Regions from separate parts of the Homo sapiens genome. Here region 1 is linked to region 2. A link is a loop called in an ENCODE intact Hi-C map of the cell type or tissue named here. Cell type or tissue: endothelial cell of umbilical vein. All regions are shown on one strand. Each heading gives the region's core, and the rest is flanking DNA. Links, peaks and the distances in the headings are about the cores only. Region 1 overlaps LOC105374910 (a long non-coding RNA gene). Region 2 overlaps BLOC1S5-TXNDC5 (BLOC1S5-TXNDC5 readthrough (NMD candidate)).

Region 1 (10,461 bases), core at 4,306-8,305, 210 kb after region 2:
ATTGGAACACAATGGCACATATTTGCATGTCTAAAAATCGAAAAGCTACAGTAAGAATATGTATTATAATCTTTCAAGGACCTCTGTTGGATATGCAGTCCATTGTTGATAGGAACGTTGTGATGTGCATGACTGTATCTAATATTGCATGCAAGTGTCTGTGTGAATAATACGTAATGAGACAACTGCACAGGCTTCATTACATAAGAAACTTCCTTTAGTCCACTTAGAAGATATCTGACCCCAGCACTGACAGTAAGTCTTCATTTATACCCACTAAGGGCCCTATAATCTTGCAAAAGTTATCACATAATATTTATTTATATTGACATTTAATACACAAGTGAGAAACATCTACAAATTCCATGAGTTTTCAGAAGTGTTATTTTCCTATCATAGTACTTTTGGTGGCATCTTTTTTTTTTTTAACTTTTTCTTATGGGCATTGTAAAAATGCATAGGAAAGTAGAGAAAATGGTATACTCAGTCCCCATTTTCTAAACATCCAGCTTCAACAGTGATCAACATTTTGCCCATCTGGTGTTTTGTCTTTTCTTCTTCCTTTACCTTCCCACAGAGACAAACGTAACTTTATAATTCTTTCACTTTCTTTGAAAAAATCTTAATAATTGTTTAATATTACACTGCAAACAACCCTCACTCATCTCTTGATTGAAGAGGCAGGCTGTAATTCCATCTCTGGTTTGCAAGGTTTCCTTCTAAACCTAAACCCTTAAGCTATGTTCTTGCAGACTGGGACATTAGCAAGATCTCTCGATTGAATTACAGAATTGCATTCCACCAAGGATTCAGTTTTGTAGAGTACTTAACATTGAACTACATGACGAGGCACAGGAGTAATGGGTCTTTTCAGTAATACCATCTTTTTTTTCCCTTCCGTAAATCAAAGGCAGTATTAAAAGACCTTCAGCTCTTCAGCATGAATGGAGTTAAAAGTATACAGGGGCTGGAAATAGCCCCCAAATGAAGGCAATTCTGTCATCTCCTGAAGGCTTATTCTTTTACCCATAGTTGTTAATATGAATAATTGAAGAATCTGAGAGCTTTTCTGTGATTTGAAACTTTTTGGGTGTATAGATTCCATAGTTTCCATTGCCCTGGAAGCTGAAACAGAAGAAATTACCTGACTTGTTTCTGCTTTCTGCCGGTGACCCATTTTGGGGCTCTGATGCAATCCCCAGGCAGCGGGGTGCTTTGCCTTCCAACTTTGAGGCTGAGAGTTTAGAGGTCACTACTGGCTCTGAGACAGCCTGGACTTTCTTCTGGGTTTGACTCTGGCAATACAATAAAGAGACCACTGTAGAGAATTTCCCATCCTCAGGAAGGTCCAAGTACAACACTCTTGAACCTGAGCAAACTTGTTCTCCATCTGGGAGCTCAAACCAGGAGGCTGTGTATACTTCTCACTCAGATTCAGTTAACCTCAAGATTTTGCCACAGTAGTTCTGAGCCTTCGAGTCTCAGCCCTCTTTTGTCTTCTGTGACTTCGAGGAGAATATGAATTTTCTGGATGATTTTGCAAAACAATACTTAATTTTATTTTTTAAAAATGTTGTCTGCAAATGTGGAAGCAAAGAGGAATTAGGAAAAGAGAGAAAGCTGTAAAAATTTGGGAACCCAAATTCCACCAATTTTGGGGGGACAGGTAATGGAACTGTTTTATATCCCAATTTTGGTGGTGGTTACACAAATCTATCTGTGTATTAAAATTCATAGACCTGTGTACCCAAAGAGAACAAAGAGAATTTTACTGTTACGATAATTTTTAAAAGAAAATAAATTGTTAATCAGGGGGAAAATAAAACACCCAATCCTGCTCATGTTTGGAAGTAAAGAAAATTCCTGAAAGGGAAATAGTACCTTGGGATTATCAATTATTTCAAAAGTTGTTTAAATTTTTGTTGAAGATTTTTTATTTTTACTTATTGTGTAGATGATATTGTACTGACTGAAATTTTAGAAGTCACCAAGAATCATGTATCCACAGTAAATCATTTGTTTACATTTATTTTTTATTATTTTATTTTATTACAGACAGGGTCTTGCTTTGTTGCCTAGGCTGGAGTGCAGTGGTGTGATCATAGCTCCCTGCAGCCTGGACCCCCTGGGCTCAGGTGATCCGCTCTCTCTCTCTTTCTTTTTTGTAGAGATTAGGTCTTGCTATGTTATTCAGGCTGGTCTCGAACTCCTGGCCTCAGGTAATCCTCCCGTCTTGGTTTCCCAAAATGCTGGGATTAAAAGCGTGAGCCACTGTGCCCTTAATGTTTGCATTAAAAAAAAAATCCTGTAGGCTTCAGTGAAGTTTCTGCTTCTCTTTCACTTTACTGGACAAAGGCCAGCCTGAGTCAGAGCTTCAGGGAGAGAAGGAGAGGGCCTCCTTGTTCCCAGTGTGGGCTGAGAATCATCCACTCCGCTCCAGACCTGTGGAATCAGAAGCTGCCTTAGGTGATTCACTACATGTTAAAGTTTGCAAGTGGGTCGTTGGGGATTTCTGGTTGCCATGCCGATTGCTGCAGAGGACTGAAGTCAGTCCTTTCTCCTCGGAGGGTGGCCACAGAACATACACCTCTGCTGTTCCCCACAGTTGAGTGTGAGGTTACTTTCCTGTCTCTATCTGTCAGGGTCCCTTCCAGCGAAATGAGATCAGTATATCAGAGTTGCCCATGGAAACTTCGCTTAACTCCATTTTTAATATTACAGGCAGTATTTGAGGATTATTTTCCCCTGCCATCCTAAAACATCTGCCTTTTCTCTTAAATTTAAGATGTAAATCGTCTTCTAGCCAGTTGAGGGGAGCAGTTGAAGTGCATGGGTAAAAACAGAATCTGGGAGAAATGTGGGTATTTCATTGGAAGTTATGGAAGGCTCTAGTTAGCCAAGATGGGTGCCTGGGGCAGAAAGAGTTCTTGTTGTCTTGCGTTGCTTGGTGAAAACAGAATGTTCCATGCAGAGTTGCTGTGTTCACGCACACTGCTTTGGGTAGGTCTATCTGGTCCTGGAGGCAGAGGCAGATCTGTCAGGAACACTTTGTCCTGGGCATGCTTTCTGACTGCTTATGTCCAAATGCAATGTGAGCCCCAAATGTTGGTGCAGAGAAGACTCCATGGCTTGCTGTCACCAGATGAGCCTCTAGTATGCGAGCTACGAGACCAGCTGGTGTTTCCCTGTGGGTGACATGACTGGGTCCACATACCTTTAACTTTATGCAGAAAAAAAATCCCAGTAAACTGGCCATCAGAGAAATGCAAATCAAAACCACTATGAGATATCATCTCACACCAGTTAGAATGGCAATCATTAAAAAGTCAGGAAACAACAGGTGCTGGAGAGGATGTGGAGAAATAGGAACACTTTTACACTGTTGGTGGGACTGTAAACTAGTTCAACCATTGTGGAAGTCAGTGTGGCGATTCCTCAGGGATCTAGAACTAGAAATACCATTTGACCCAGCCATCCCATTACTGGGTATATACCCAAATGACTATAAATCATGCTGCTATAAAGACACATGCACACGTATGTTTATTGCGGCATTATTCACAATAGCAAAGACTTGGAACCAACCCAAATGTCCAACAACGATAGACTGGATTAAGAAAATGTGGCACATATACACCATGGAATACTATGCAGCCATAAAAAATGATGAGTTCATGTCCTTTGTAGGGACATGGATGAAATTGGAAATCATCATTCTCAGTAAACTATCGCAAGAACAAAAAACCAAACACCGCATATTCTCACTCATAGGTGGGAATTGAACAATGAGATCACATGGACACAGGAAGGGGAATATCACACTCTGGGGACTGTGGTGGGGTGGGGGGAGGGGGGAGGGATAGCATTGGGAGATATACCTAATGCTAGATGACGAGTTAGTGGGTGCAGCGCACCAGCATGGCACATGTATACATATGTAACTAACCTGCACAATGTGCACATGTACCCTAAAACTTAAAGTATAATAATAAAAAAAAAAGCATGAGTTAGCACTCACTGAGATACTTCTATCATATATTTTTTCTTTTTAATTAATATTTCATGACCAGTTAACCAGCAGTCTGTTATCCTTCTAATAAAGAAAAAGGTATTATAACCAATAAAATATATTTATTGCCCTCATTTTAAAGTCTTGATTAAGGACCCATCCCTCCCTTGTGAAAGTCTTTTTTAAAACATCATCAGAAGTACACAATCAATGGGGAAAGAAGCCCTTGTTTGTTTAAAGAAGAAACATATTCCCCAACAGAAGATATAAAAACATAAGTCTGCAAATAAAACATGTGGGTCTGTTTACTTAGTAGAGATTTTGTATCTGGCTAGTGTAAGTATAGTCATTCTCAATTTTGAGGGATTCAGGAATTTTTGCTTTTGTAAACTCAATATATGAGATATAATGCAACTCGAACATAAGAAAATAACTCGTTTTCATTCGCATTATGAGAAAAGGGATGTAGTGCCTATAGGACCATCTTACATGAACACAACATACATTTCTCTTTTTTTTTGAGACAGAGTCTCGTTGTTGCCTGGGCTGGAGTGCAGTGGCAGGATCTCCGCTCACTGCAAGCTCCGCCTCCCAGGTTCATGCCATTCTCCTGCCTCAGCCTCCCGAGTAGCTGGGACTATAGGCGCCCGCCACCACATCCGACTAATTTTTTGTATTTTTAGTAGAGACGGAGTTTCACCGAACACAACATACATTTCTCAAGTTATGGCTATCAATCATTCTGGAAGCTTGCATTGTGGGTTCCAGCAGTTGGAATCTGTTAAACAGATCTATACTACTGAAAATTCTGTGCAAGACAGCTAGAGAAAGAGCTTAATGAATTCATTCTGAGGTGGCTAGATATCAATTAGCCAGAGTAAGTGAAGAAATTGTAAAGCAAAAGGTGTGTGTAGAGCTCTTCCTTTGTGTGGTGAGAGCTCTTGGTTTTACTCATCAGAGGAGATGCAGAAGACTCCAAGCTGTCTGCACACTGCTGCCATCACTCGAGGGGGTCATTGCTTTAGGAATTTTTCCTAGCTTTTCCTACTTTGATGAATTACTTTGAAATACTTTACTATGCTTCACAATATAAGATTCAAATATAAAAATAAAATCATACAGTTTTAAAAGTAAAATAGAACCTTAGAAAGATTCCACTTTATTTAATTTTTCACTTGAGAGAAAGAAGGTATAAAGAGTTTAAATAATGTGCCTGAGGCAACACAGCTAGCTGGTGGCAAAACTGGGACTAGAATTCACCTCATTCTGCCTTGTGATTTTAGAACTGAAAGAAGCTAATTTCTCATTTGTGCAGCCCATTTCATCAATGGACATTAAAAGTTCTGTTTAAAGTGCTAGTTAATTTACCGATTGCCAGGACTTAGTCAACTGAGGTAAATCCAAAATGTGTTTGATATACTTCAGTAAGCAAAAAGGGTACTTTTTTCAGTAAACTGGAGTTAAAGACGTATTTACTTTTAGGCGGAAAGACTATTTGTAAGGCATTATGACAATTGCTGAATCTAAATCAGTATAAACATAGAATTCCGTTAAAAGTATTTTAAAAATTGGGTTGATTCTGGTTAGTTTGCCAATGAAGTCATTGAATAAATGTTGCAAAAAGCTAGAGAAATCTGTGCAATGTTCAGAATTTGACCTAGATTGCATATGGGTTTTAAAAAATGCCACCACATTCATTATTGTGAGTAATTACTTATAAATATATAACAATACACTTTGCAAATATGAAATGCTCGTGTAGAGTATTAAATGCCGGTAATCCTTAAGTATTCTGAAAAGTAAAATTATTTCCCCAGTTGTTTCTGCTTTCATGTAAAGAGTAATCAATGAGCTTGTTTTTATTAGCATTTCTGTTGGTGTGTTTACGTCTTGATGGCTCAAAGCTTAAAGAAAAAGCAAAGCAATATAAATTCTACTGATAGTAATAAAAATATTAAAGCTGAGAAAGAACCACTTGTAGCTTCATATCTTCATGTGGCTAAGTTGGTTTTGGTGAATTTTCTGTGTAAAAAGCAACCAATAAACTAAACCCAACATCTCCCAACGGCATTTTCTTTTTCTGTGGTTGAATGGTGGAAAGAAGGCAGTAGTGTGCCACCTGGTGGTTCAACATGGATTGACATAGTAGAGTTTCCCCAACCCTGTATTAACCGAATTTAAAACATAACCATTATTTCCTCAGCTACCAATTCTTTCCTCCTTGGAGATATTTATTTTTCTTATTCTAAAGAATACTCATCAGGTACCATTATTCTGTTTGGAGATTGGAAATACGTTAAAATTAAAACAATCACCTCTAATATGCTTCTCACAGCTTGTCTATCCACAGACATTTGCCATTTGTGTTATACCTATGATATTTAATTACATTCAGATACAACTAAGGACTAGAAATAAAAATAATGCCATCCCAGGGTGGGCATGGTGGTGCACACCTGTAATCCCAGCACTTTGGGAGGCTAAGGAGGGCAGACCATTTGAGCCCTGGAGTTTGAGACCAGCCTGGGCAATATAGTGACACCCCATGTCTGCAAAAAATACAAAAATTAGCTGAGCATGATGGTGCATGGCTGTGGTCCCAGCTACTCTGGAGGCTGAGGTGGGAGGATTGCTTGAGCCCAGGAGGTTGAGGTTGCAGTGAGCCTTGATCGCACCACTGCACTCCAGCCTGGGCGACAGAGAGAGGCCCTGTCTTACACACAGAGACAAAAGATTGAGAAGGAAGGACTTATTACAATATAATATGACATTATGCCCTTGATATGACATGTTACTGATGTCAGTGTGCTAGAAATGGAGATACATTAACAAGATATCGCCTCTTTGAGTGAAGATGAAGTGATCTTGAATAAAGAACACCAAAGTTTCAAACCAGAAATGCATACTTTGTTTTATATGCCTACACAAAAGAAAATCTTTATCCACAATTTATATTTTTTAAAAATCAGATGAATGCATTTTACTCTTTTTCTAACAGTGTCTGTTTTTTCATTTTCTACTTGAATGGAATGCAAATTTATACTATAACTTCTAAGATTATAACCTTTTTAAAAGCCTTCATAACCTCAAGAATCCCAGCAGGCCAGGTTAAATAACAGCATGACTGCTTTCAGCCAAAGGCCTATGCAAAGCTAGAGCAAAAAAAAAAAAAAAAAAAAAAAAAATTTCTTCAAAATATATCTGTTTCAGACAGAAGAAAATTAGGATTTGACAGGAGTAGAAAAAAGTATGATTTCAAGTTTAATTCTGCAAGGTGAACTTCAGAACACTACCTCATTGATTGGGCTGATTTAGCAGCACTGTCTAAAATTCTTCTGGCTCTGATTTTAAAGGCAATCTTTGCACTAGGACAAAAGATCAAAAGTTAACATCTGGATTGGTGATAGTAAATTACCATTTCTGGTTTTTTTTCTTCAGTGATATTAATTACAATACCCCTCACCCAGTGAAACTTCAGCAAGGATTTTAGATAAATAAGGCACAATCTGAGGTAGAATGAGAATCTTGAAACCCTATCCTAAGCTCAAGGATAGTACAAAAATAGATTTTTGGGCTAGAGTTGTAAGATGGATCTGCCATACACATGTAACAGACATACCATAGTCTAGAATGCAAAAGCTTATCTAGACTTGAGAAAGGCAGGGTTAACTGTGGAGAGTAACATTTTGTGGTCACTGTTGAATGTACTCTTTCAAATAGGTAAAGTGCATACTGATTAGGCTGAGCATCTGATTAAACATCAAATTGTAGAAATCAGTGTTTATTTGAAAAGTGAACTGAGCATTCACATAGATGAAGTAATTTCTGGTATCTTAATAGACAGCCTCTGAACTACAGAATCCCATCAATTCTGTAGTTGGGATGGCATTATTGTTATTATTATTTTGAGACAAGTTCTCGCTCTGTCACCCAGGCTGGAGTACAGTGGCATGATCATGGCTCACTGCAGCCTCAACCTCCTGGGCTCAAGTGATCCTCCTGCCTCAGCCTCCCAGGTAGCTGTGACTATAGGTGCACACCACCATGCCTTTTAATTTTTTTGTAGAGATGGGATGTCACTATGTCACCTAGGCTGGTCTCGAATTCCTGGACTCAAGCGATCTTCCCACCTCTACCTCCCAAAGTGCTGGGATTACAGGCTTGAGCCACTGTGCCCAGCCCCAGTCATTTTTATACAAAGCCAGATGTCTGAATATTCTAGTGAGCGGCATCTACAGTTCTTGGTGCAAACTTTGAAGCAAATGTTATAGCTCCATCAGGCATATGCAAATCACTGTCCAAAGTCTTATTGATGAGAGAAACCAGCTTCATTGGGTTATAATCAAATCATAGCTCACTGCAGCCTCAAACTCTTGGGGTCAAGGATCCTCCTGCCTCAGTCTCCCGAGTAGCTGGGGCTACAGGCATGTGCTACCACTCCCAGCTTATTAAAATATTGTAAAGGTGGAATCTTGCTATATTGTTCAGGCTGGTCTTGAACTCCTGGCCTAAAGTGATCCTCTTGCCTCAGCCTCCCAAAATGCTTGTATTACAGGTGCAAGCCACAGTGCCTGGCCAGTCCTGCATCTTTTAGACTATTTAGAAAATAGCAGGAGGCTGCATGGTGGAGAGGAAAGAGCATTTAACTTAGAGTCTCTTCTGTGAGTAGAAATGCTTTTAGACTTTGATGTCAAAGAGGTTTATTTCTTGCTGGATTTCTTATATATTAAGCGAATTCTGCAACTATCTGTAAGATAATTGAGCAATCATTAGATCTATCTGGCTTTATATGGAGCCCTCATAATTTGGGGCATAAACTAATTAAAGAGTAATTACAACTAACCGATTCTGTGGTCCACTTTCAGTTCAAACTTTAAGTAGGAAGTGAGTCTTTTTAACAGAGGGGCTTTCGCATGCTCCTCACATTGCCAATGCGCCTAACCGAGCTGATGGGGTCAGAGAGAACAAGACCACTCAAATGGACACAGGTATAGGACGAGGGCTCAGAAGGAAGGAGGCTGCCGTCCCAGAGTCACCTTTCTTAGTGAGGAGGGCTGGCAGCCAGCGTATTGGAGGGAATCAAACTTCTCCATGGAAATCAAGTCCTGACGGTAAGCTCAGTGAGAGCAGTGTCCAAGAACGATTCTGGAAAACAGCAAAAGACCAAAGACGTCAAACCAGCTTCGTTTTGAAATATTTTTCATCGAAACAGATTCAGAGTTATTACGTGAGCCTGAGCGAGGGGGAAACAGTGATGGTTGTCAGAATCCCAGGACTGGACTACTGTACTCAAGAGTATGTTATAAGCCATATCTAGTTCCCATTGCCATTTACGTTGGTGCAAAAGTAATTGCAGTTTTTGCCATTAAAAGTGATGTATTGGCCAGGCCCGGTGGTCACGACTGTAATCCCAGCACTTTGAGAGGCTGAGGCGGCTAGATCACTTGAGGTCAGGAGTTTGAGACCAGCCTGACCAACGTGGTGAAATCTCGTCTCTACTAAAAATACAAAAATTAGCCAGGTATGGTGGTGGGCACCTGTAATCCCAGCTACTTGGGAGGCTGAGGGAGGAGAATTGCTTGAACCTGGGAGGTGGAGGTTGCAGTGAGCCGAGATCCTGCCATTGCACTCCAGCCTGGGTGACAGAGGGAAACTCCATCTCAATAATAATAATAATAATAATAATAATAATAATAATAATAATAATAAAGTAATTTGTTGTGGGTTGAATCCTGTCTTCCCCCACAATTCGTACATTGAAGTCTTAACTCCCAGTAATTCAAAATGGAATTTTGTGTGCAGATAGGATCGTTAAATATGTAATTAGTTAAAATGAGGTCATTGGGTGAGCCCTAACCCAGTACGACTGGTGTCCTTATAAAAAGGAGAAATTTGGACACAGAAACCTGCCCACAGAGAAAATGCCCATGAATAAGAAGGTAGAGATTGGGGTGATGGGTCCACAAGCCAAGGAGTGCCAATGATTGCTAGCAGTCACCAGAAGCTTGGCAGAGGCATGGAACAAATGCTCTCTCAGAAGGAATAGGACTTCCTCAGACTTCCAGCCTCCAGAACTGTAAGATGATACATTTCTGTCCTTTAACCATCCCTATTTGTGGTACTTTGTATGGGAGCCCTAGAAAACTGATATAATGTCATAGTTCAGCAGTTCTCAATATTTCTTGTTATCATCTTCATAAGGGCTTGAGTTAGGATTGTCAGATCATGTACAGGATGCTCAGTTGAACTTGAATTTCAGATAAAAATCAAACATTCCTTTTAGTGTCAGTATGTCCCGAGTATTGCATGGAACATACTAGTACTAAAAAGTTATTCATTGTTTATTTGAAATTCAAATTTAGCTGGATAGTCTGTGTTTTTATTTGCTAAGTCTGATAATCCTATCTGGAGTGCCTTTGTCATAGTTATGGCAATGAGGAAATGAGTCAATT
Region 2 (10,461 bases), core at 3,714-7,713:
AAACAGCTCACCATGGCCAGAGCCCCTGTCAATAGCGCCGAGTGCTTGGTAATTTATTACCTCTGGTCCCTGGACTGCAGTGAAGGAAACTGGAATGTCATACCTTCATTCACAACACTGTCTCATGGAATTATTTTTTCCGGATTCCTTGGGAAGTTAAAGTATTTGAGAAGAATATCAGGAACTGTTGTTTCAGCCTGTTTTGTGAGTAGATAATTGCCTTCCAACTCCATTATTTCAGGAAATGATGTGTGCGGCATTGTTCCTAGATGAGGGGAGCAATGTGTTTTAGCAAGACCCATACATGCATATGAAAACAAAACAAAACAAAAGGCATGCAGTCTAAGTCACTTCACTCAACTCAGACTTTTAAAATCTGGTCTCTAGATAAGAGGCTGGCCCCAGACAACCTACCCACATACCAATAACATTCTTTTGAAAGGGTGTAAGCAAAATTTGTTTTAAGAAGTGAGAAATTTTTACCAAAATTACTAAATGTGGTAATAAATAACTTCGACAAATTAAGTGCTATCAAAATGGGTTCAGCAGAGACCTATTTGAAAGGCTAAATTTTTCTCTGATTTGGGTCTGAGTCAAAGACCAGCATGGGAACTAGAAGTAAAACACATTTCATCCTGAAAAATACCTTTGATTCCATGGAATATATTAGCTGATCTTCCTGAAATGTGACATCATTTGTGGTACCAGCTGTATGGGTGTGCCATCTAAGGATTTACTAAACTAGTATTTCTTTGGTTTAATATGTATTTTAAGACCACAGAAAAAAGTCTAATCCAACTAAGTGGTCCAAGGGGAACTGTTATGGACTTCATTCTAAGAAGCTTAAATTTCTTATGATCATGACCTGTTGACCTTTTAATGGATGGATTACACAGAGCAAATTCCCAAATGGACATCTAGAATTGATGATAATGATAATCATTGTTATAAAGGAAACATTAAATATAGCACATGTGAGGTTCTATTTTACATATATTAACTCATTTAATCCTCAAAACAAACTTACGAGGTTAAGTATTGGTCTTTTTACCACCCGTATTTTACAGGTGGGGAAACTGAGGCACAGATATTGAGGTTTGAGATGCCTATTAGGCATCTCAGTGCAGATGTTAATCAGGTGGTCAAATATGTGAGGAAAAAAACAGGGCTGGAGATACAAATTGGGGAGTTGATAGTTAATCATCCTAAGACTGGCTGCAGGGAAGTATCTGCAGGGAAGAGATAGCTGGAGGTCTGGCCTTGAGGCATATCAATAATTAGAGGTTGGAAAGAGGAGGAACACCCAGAGAGGCAGAAAGCAAACCAGGAATAGCTGGTCATCAAAAAGCCAAGTGAAGAAAGTGTTTCTAGAAGGAGAGAGTAATCGATTGTACCTACTGCCGTTGAAAAATAAGGTGAAAACTCAGGACCATTGGATTTGGCCCAATGGAGGTGGCTGGTGGTTTCAGGGGAGGAGTGGTACTGAAAGCCAAGCTGGAAAGGGTTCAAGGGAGAATACAGAATGCGGTAAGTGGACACAGCAGCAAATACTGGCAGCTCCTTCCAGGCATTTTGCTATAAACGTGAGCAGATAAATGGAGCAGTAGCTAAAGGGAAAATGGGGAGCATAGGGAAGGCTTCTTGGGGTTAGGTGGCAGTTTATAACGCATTTATAATATGCTGAATTAATGATTTTGCATAATCTAAATTTTCTTCATCTTCTGAAAAAAATAAAATTAGTTTGATAATTAATGTTCAAAACATGCATTTCTGTTCTGCACACATTTAATCCATGTTTTGTTTTGCAAGAAGCAGGATAGGTTACACATCGTTGTCTACACTTGGTTCAGCCAGTCAGTCAGCCTCAGCAATGAGTGTTCCAGGTTACTTTTCAGTTGCTATAGCCTGCAATTTTGCTATCCCTAACACTGTAAGTGTTAGGAACTTGCAGAGGGAACTTGCTTTTTTCTTCATGAAAATTTAGTCTAGATGCTCCTAGGTGGGCAATGGAGGGGGAAACGTCCACATGGAGAGTAGTAACTAGACCTCACGGGACAACATCTACCTTCTTTGAGATTTCTCCCTGCCACCACCACTATCCAATACTTTTGGTGTTGAGGGACAGTGCCTTGCTTAACTTCCTCTACATAGCTGAGATCATGTTGGAACATTTAAACGAAGTTTCATGGAGAATTTGGGGGTTACAACATGGAAATGGCCACACAATACAATATAGAGAATCTGGTTTACAAAACATAACTCACTCATCTCTGGTTCAGGTGCTCCTACAAAGATGACTGCGTGACCTGTAGTCCACTTCTGTGAGGCAGAGGTTATCTGTAACCCCTGCCCACTGTGGAGGGAGAGAGAGAAGAAAGAAAAGGGGTAGGGGGAGAGAGAGGGTGAGAGAGGTAGGTTCTCACACCCACCTAGTCCTCTTTAAGAACGCACCACTTTCTCAGGTGATTAACATTAGTAAGGTCTATTCATTTCAGGACTTAAGTATAGTCTTATTCTGTGGCCTTAATTAGTCTTATTCTGTGGCCTACATAAGATTTTAACACAGTAAACCCAACATCCATATAAGACACACACACATACACACACACACCCCAGATACAGAAGAGAAGAGGGATTTTGTTATGCTCTCATGATTGCAGATACCACTGGGACCTGGGATCTCCAAGTGGGAGCCGAATTCACTTCATAAGATACCTAGGTCTGTGATAGCCAGGGGCCAGTCGGGGCAAGAAGGAAGGGATGAAAATAAACCCTTGGGGACTGCTCTGCACTTTCACTAGTCATTTGTTCAGCCCTAGTGTAATCCCGTAGGCAGCAACCTCAGAGCCGATTTACCCCACAGAACGTCCCGCGCTAAGGAAACCAAGAACAAAATGTTACAGGAGCTCGTTTAATCTGCACAAGGAGATGCTTTTATCCAGTGATGCGTTTAGGGAACCATCAGTGTCACCTAAGCACTCTTAAAGCTGTGTGTGTGTCTAGTGGTGATGGAAAGGGGTGCTTCTCATCTGCTTCTCCTTATTGTCAAAAACCTTAGTAAAAACCTCAGAATCTCTTCAACACCAGATAAAAGGGAAACTGTGAGGCTTTTTCTGAAAGTGAGTTGAAGAACAAACTGTTTTGAGGCAAGGCAGCAAGTAAACAGAAAGGGAAGCAGGCCAGTGGGAGGTTGGGGCTGCAGCCGCAGAGGGAATGGTCCTAAACAGCAGATACCTCCTTCAGGGACCGGGAGCTAAGAGATTCTGCTTTGCTTTCCCACCTGGCAATATGACTTTCAGAGCTGCAGCCAAATGGGGTACATCCCAGGTCCCACAAGTCAAGGCTCTGAATACCGTTCTTTAAAAAAAAAAATCATCAAATATAGTGGCTCATTATTAGCTTAGAGCATTACGTATCACTACTGGTACTATGGTATTTTGAGGCATGATACCGTGTTTGTGGGCCAGCTAAAAGCCTAATCACCATGTACATCATTGTTTCTATTGGGAGATGCATTCCAAGTCCCAAACAAATGATCTAAATGAGGTTTTGGGGGAAAATACTGTTAACGGGGGTAACTTTTTTCCAAAAAGGTAAAATTTCAAGTTTCTACTTTGCAGTATATAGCTTACTTTAAAAGCTTAAGCCTTTCCAGAGAGAAATAGCAATTATTATAAACCAGGTGATGACAGACTATTGACAAGCCTGACAGTTTTGATTAAAAACAATGAAACACATTCATCTAGTCTTTATTTCTTCATATTCAATTATTGTAAAACACAAATGCAATGTAAATAGCAAGGATAACTCAAATCTTCCTTAACCAAACTAACTCATGGTCAGCCTTGTAATACAGCAAGAACTTCCCTTTTCTTTTCTCTTTATTTCAATAGTTGTTGGGGAACTGGAGAAGTTCTTTAGTGGTGGTTTCTGAGATTTTGGTGCACCCATCACCTGAGCAGTGTACACTGCACCCAATGTGTAGTCTTCTATCTCTCACCCCTTTACATCCTTCCTCCCGAGCCCCCAAAATCCATGATATCATTCTTATGCCTTTGCATCCTCATAGCCCCCACGAACTCCCCTTTTTAATATGTGGTCAGCACATGTCCTATGCATGGGATATAAAACAGCATAAAACATTCTTTTCCTTGAATAATTCAGTCTTCTGGGAAAGGAAATGGGAAATCCTTAAATAGAGGTAGCTGCTTAATAAAACCTGATGTATTTTCGCACTGATTATAAAAAGCAAAATACTTACCTAAAAGACAAAGGCCATTTAATAACTTTCTTGATTTCCTACTTATAGTAATGGTGTTCTCAAAAGCAAAAATTCAGTCACTTTGGGCTAAGAATTACAATTTTACATAAAAGAGAAATAGAGATTATCTAAATCTGAAGCCATGCCAGTAATTGTCATAAGTAACACAAACAGTCCATAGACATATCTATATATGGATGTTAAAAATTCCCATAATCTTAACTTCCAAGCCAAGATCTTCATCTCTATCCCTGCCCTGTCTAGACTAGAAATTGCTATTTTCAGCTACTTTCTAAAAAAAAAATCCTAATGCAGGCTAATAATTTCCTCAACCTATCAGTCATACATCTGAGTCCACAGAGTAACCTTCCTGTAACACTTTCATCGTGCCACTTACAGTAAGAGTCCCATTACCTACAGGATAAGCACAAATTATTAAAGTTGGAAATGATGTGAAAACCATCTATGTGATGTGTTTAAAGTCTCTGTACAAATTTAGTGATGGAAGCATGACCAAAATGCAAGTCTTCTCTCATTTCCAATTTCCAGTGCACTTTCCAATTTCCAGACTGATCCACTACTGCTTCAACATCAAAGAAGTCTATGGATTATTGTCTAAATTTCCCAAAAGTATGTCCACCTGTGTTTTTGATAAACAAGGGCAGAAACCAAGCTTTAGTCAGCTTCTTAGCCCTAGTTCCTGGAACACAGGTGCTTACTGAACTAGACTGAGCTGGAAAGATTCTGCCATCCTTTTCATAACGCAAATCCTATTGCATTCAAGTTTTATCTTTACTACAAATGATTCCCTGACCACAACTCACAAAGACAGTTCCTACTTGGGACTCACTTATTTTAGTCATACGCTGCCTGCTTAGCATATCATAGTCTTTGATGTGGTATTATGTAACGTTACGGTCTTGGTTTTCTACTTTATTGTTACATGTGCACAACTCAATTATAAATTCCTTTAAGATAGAGTGCTATTTCTGACTATCTGCCTTTTGGAATATAATCCTGACACAGAACAATGCTCATATGTTTATTAAATCCTACTCTGGCTTCCATGCTAGGTGGGGAAAAAAATACTGACAACTAGCTCTTAAATTTCTATTTTCGACCAATTGCTATATTTTTGTGCCTTTAAACATTAACTTAAAAATTATAACTGCCTTAATTTGGAGGAATGAACCAAGAGTTTTTTTCTTTTCTTTTCTTCCTTTTTTTTTTTTTTTTTTGGAGGTGGAGTCTCGCTCTGTCACCCAGCCTGGAGTGTAATGGCACGATCTCGGTTCACTGCAACCTCCCACCTCCTGGGTTCAAGCGATTCTCCTGCCTCAGCCTCTTGAGTAGTTGGGACTACAGGTGCGCGCCACCATGCCCAACTAACTCTTTTTTGGTATTTTTAGTAGAGACAGGGTTTCGCCACATTGGCCAGGTTGGAACTCCTGACCTCAAGTGATCCACCTGCCTCGGCCTCCCAAACCGCTGGGACTACACGCGTGAGCCACAGCGCCTGGCCAAGTTTTTCAAAACCCATATAAAAACATTATTAGGAATGTTCTGTTTCTTAATTTGGCTTTGGTTATACAAGGTGTAACTTAATGATTTTTGTACCATTCTATACTTCAACATAGCCCAAATATAAAGGGATTTTTACTCTACTTTTATTGCTAATAAAACAGCACATCACTTACATAATGGAAGACTGTATGTTTATGACATGAAGAAAGCGAGAAAAAAATACAATTCTCCTAAAAATACAGCAATCCTAAAAAAAAAAAAATACAGCATTCCTAACCATCATGGAACTCATAGGCTTTTCCTACATTTTGGTATTTTTATTCAGCTATATAACTTACATTTATTATCTCCTAAATATCTTTGTCCATAGATGGTATGCACCCATCCACATAAAACTGTTCAGGGGGGGAAAACATGTTATCACAGTGACACCTGCTGGTGTTCAGCTATACATTTTATATTCTAAGTGAAGGACAGATTTTTTGGTGTCAAAATTTTTCTTAATAAAATTTAATATTAATGTTTCCCACTTAAATAACTTGTATAATTGTTAAAACCAAATCTCTGTAATACACAACTGGCCACCTAAGATTTTTATTTTGTGACAATTATCTTACTGTAATTTTATTAACTATTTTCTTTAAAAAGACACTTTCCAAACAAAGCAGCTTAAGTATTCAGATGACATGAAGTTTTTTAAAAAGTGAATTAACTTGTGGTTTTCTTTTCAAATTCTCTATAAATTCTATTTTAAGGGAAACTATTACATTAAATCAACATTTACAGAATATTTTCTCTGAATGATAAATGTTAGCAATATAAACAATTTCACAAAAGTCAAAAATCAGGTCTATGTAGAGAAAATTTTAAGCACAACACAGATAACCTCGTACACTGACTTCTATTATGGTAAAACCTCACACTCATAAATGGTGATAATACTTGCAATGGAGGCTAACTTTCAATGCCTGCCAGGTCTCAACCAAACTTTTCTTTTTTAAAGTTAAAAGGGGAAAACAATTGCTCCAAGGAATGATGGAATGCACATATCCTCATTCATTTCAAGTTTTAAAAAAATACAGTACTGACCACATGGTCTGCAGAGTGGACCTGCTGGCCACAGGGCACTGACGCAAACGGCTGGATCTTGTGTACACACTCTCTCCTCTCTTGCTATCAGTAAATGCTGCACCACTTGAGCTTGGTGTTGTCTGTTCTAAATGTCCTTGAATCATGCACTGGCCTCTTCCCAGGGTGGCACTTTACTGGCCTCTTCCCAGGGTGGCACTTTCTATCTTAATCTTACCTACATTCATGTTATATTCTTTTTCTTTTTTCCTATTTTTTTTTTAGAGACAAAGTCTCACCATGTTGCCCAGGCTGGTCTTGAATTCCTGGCCTCAAGTGATCCTCCTGCCCCAGCCTCCCAAAGTGCTGGGATTACAGGTGTGAGCCACTGTGCTTGGCTCCTTTTTTAAATTGATAAATAATTGTATATATTTATTAGGTACAATGTGATGGGTTGATATATGCATACATTGTGGAATGATCCAATCAGGCTAATTAACATATCTATCATCTCATGTTATATTTTAACCTATGGCAAAGCCTGACCACACAGCGAATGATGAAATAATAGTAAATACCTTTAATGATTCAGAATATTTTAGAGCAGAATTTCACATATTGACTTATTAATGTTTGTAGTACATCAGACTATCATTTTAGAAAGCGATGTAATGATAAAGAAAAATTTTTGGATCCATCTGTACTATGGATTTTCATGGTATCACTTATGGATTTTTTTAAAAACCATGAAAGTATTATTTAGTCTATCTGATGTGTTGTTGCTAGCTCAACATTGGGTGGGCAAAACACTATATTCCTTGTATTTCTGTGCTGTTTTGCTCTTCCTCTAAAAGAATATAATGGGTATTTCTTGGTTATAATGATGAAATAAGATTAAACTACATATAAGGCACTTAAAAAGTAGGCTCTAAGTTATGTTATACAAATATGAGTACTGTATTTACTTACCTTAAATTAATTTGGACTATTTCTTCAGAGATAATTTGAAGCTTGAGTTTTTGTGAGGATCAAATGTTAGCGTACTTACTAACTTACTGCTCTTTGAAGTGTATCACATCTGAAAATCCAAGTTTGTTTTCTCTTGCTTATGGAACATAAATAGGAAAATACCAGAGGAAATGCTGTTTTGCTATCATTGCCAGACCAGTCACAAGAAAGCATTATTTGTAGCAGTTAAGATTCAAAAATGAACAGAGGGCTGGGCACGGTGGTTTATGCCTATAATCCCAGCACTTTGGGAGGCCGAGGTGGGTGGATCACCTGAGGTCAGGTGTTTGAGACCAGCCTGGCGTTTAAGAAAGAACCAAACGACTCTTCTGAAAATAAAAATGTATAATAACTTTAACATGGTAAAACCTCATCTCTCCTAAAAATACAAAAATTAGCTGGGTGTGGAGGCAGGCACTTGTAATCCCAGCTACCTGGGAGGCTGAGGCAGGAGAATCGCTTGAATCCAGGAGGCGCAGGTTGCAGTGAGCCAAGGTTGCGCCATTGCACTCCAGCCTGGGCAACAAGAGCGAAACTCCGTCTCAAAAAAAAAAAAAGAAAAAAGAAAGAGCAGAATGAGGAAGAGCAGGCAGTAGGTGATACGCTATGACTGATTTCCATTCTCCATTCATTCTATGACCTTGATTTGCACCAAGTCAATAAAATATTAACATTTTATTGGGGTTGAAAATTATGAAATAATTACAAAACCTTTCTGAAAGTCTAAGAACAAACTACTAGAAAATATATCGTCTGTAATGGGAGCTTCAAATATTTTGACTGAATTAATGTTTAAAATATTTTTCTGGTATTTTTCATCCTGAGAGACTTACAGCCCCAAATGGCAAAAAATAAATAAATAAATAAATAAAAATAAAAAGCCTCCCGGGTACAATTTCAGGAAAGGCAGACATTATGCTAAATTCCAAAGCAATAAAACCCGCTACCTTTTCATTTGCAATGGCAACCAGAAAACCCATGCACAGTAGGAAACTGTTCAAACAGTACATGGAAATGTTCAGATACAAAGTTTATGTATTATAAAAGCAAAGAAGAGAATTCACTATGTATCTTGGAGGCATCTGTGACTCCTCCAGATTTTCATGGCACTTTGGGTTTAATAGCACAGATCAAGCCCCCTCTATTTTCATGCCCATAATAGTAGCCTGAGACATTTTCACAAAGCACAATAATGTCCTAAAGATTAAAAATTCCAAAATCAGGTATTCAGGTAAGAGTTACGCAGGTTTAGAACACTACTGAACTCTTATTTGCCTTCATTAGCTCATAAACAGTAAAAGATCAATCCAATAGAAGCAATAGAGACAATCATATTAGTTCATGGATAACAGGAAATAATCTAATATAAAAGATTTAGTGTAATATTGAAAAAGTAAAAAGGTATCGTTTACACTAGAATATGGGCGTGTTCTTTTTTGGAGAATATGATAAAATCACCATGTACTTGTATAACATGCCATTTCTGTACAGAGAAATCTGTCTGGCCACTGAACACCAGAAATGCTAGAAAAAAATTTAAACTTTATTTATTATTCTTGACTGAATTTATGGCAAATTAGTGAAAACAACTGAAGGCAGCTCAGGAGACTGGGACATTCTATAGGGTAATTCAGCTCTGGATAACTGCCCTAAAGGCATCCCCATCCCTGCAGCCTAGGAAGGCCCCAGTTGTTAGGAGCCATACCTGCGTGAGGGACAGGAATCAAAGTGAGGGACTTTCTCAGTCTTCTCCACCTGCCATAACAAAATACCACAAGCTTGGTGGCTTAAATAAAAATTAATTTTCTTAAAGATGTGCTGGCAAGAAGTCTAAGGCCAAGGTCCTGAAAAATGTGGTTCCTATGAGGCGCCTCTTCCTGGCTTGCAGATGGCTGCCTTCCTGCTGTGATCTCAGGACTTTTCCTCTATGTGCAGGAAGAGCTCTGGGGTCTCTCTTCTCCGCCCTATGACCTCATTTAACCTTAATTACCTCTTTAAAGGCCCTGTCTCCAAATACCGTCACAATGTGGTTACAGCTTTACTTGATGAATTCAGGGGAGACAAAATTCAGTCCATAACAGGGACTGAGCTGGATGAGCAGGAGGACTTGTAAAGCCTCAGAGGACACTGTCCTCAGGAGTGAACTAGGAAAACACCTAAATTTACCCTTCTTCATTATTCAAGAAGAGATATAAAGGAAGAAAAACGTCTCCTCTGGGAATGCCTCAACGAAGCCAACAGTCACAGGTGTTTAGGGCTGAAATCCACATTTTGTGAGTGCGTATACATACACACATGTGTGTGTGGGTGCAAAAGCTTAAGGAGTAGAAAAGGGAGAGACAGGGAATCCAAGATGAAAACTGATTTTGAAGTGGTCTGTGGTTTGTAGTGTCACAATAAACAAATTGGTGCTGCAGGGAAAAAAAATCTTCTCTGTAGGACTATATTTGAAATTAAAAAAAAAAATCTCCCAAAAGAAAGTTCAGAGGAATGCAAACTTAAAATAAAAAATGACTGATCACATTAGGAAACTCGTCACCATAAACTTGTTTCAGCAAAAACAAGCAACAAACTATAAATCTGGATCCACAAAAAATACT

Evidence for each region. Peaks named below come from ENCODE experiments on the same cell type or tissue, not always from the same donor. Only the 100,000 strongest peaks of a DNase experiment are listed, where the experiment ranks them.
Region 1: a loop joins it to region 2, with 6 times the contacts of the local background. A loop is called at or near these places in 3 of 110 quality-filtered maps.

The regions. Positions count from the first base shown.
Region 1 is chr6:8,213,423-8,223,883 of GRCh38, forward strand. The region is part of intron 2 of LOC105374910 (a long non-coding RNA gene); the gene reads left to right. Among named protein-coding and RNA genes, the nearest start is that of EEF1E1-BLOC1S5, 120 kb to the left of the region's middle. In endothelial cell of umbilical vein, for the core only: a CTCF peak has its summit at 6,135 (motif pointing left); a DNase peak (open chromatin) is centred at 6,119; H3K27me3 peaks cover 174 bases.
Region 2 is chr6:8,000,219-8,010,679 of GRCh38, forward strand. All of the region lies in intron 4 of BLOC1S5-TXNDC5 (BLOC1S5-TXNDC5 readthrough (NMD candidate)), which reads right to left. Among named protein-coding and RNA genes, the nearest start is that of BLOC1S5, 59 kb to the right of the region's middle. In endothelial cell of umbilical vein, for the core only: a CTCF peak has its summit at 6,199 (motif pointing left); DNase peaks (open chromatin) are centred at 4,613 and 6,203; H3K27ac peaks cover 1,643 bases.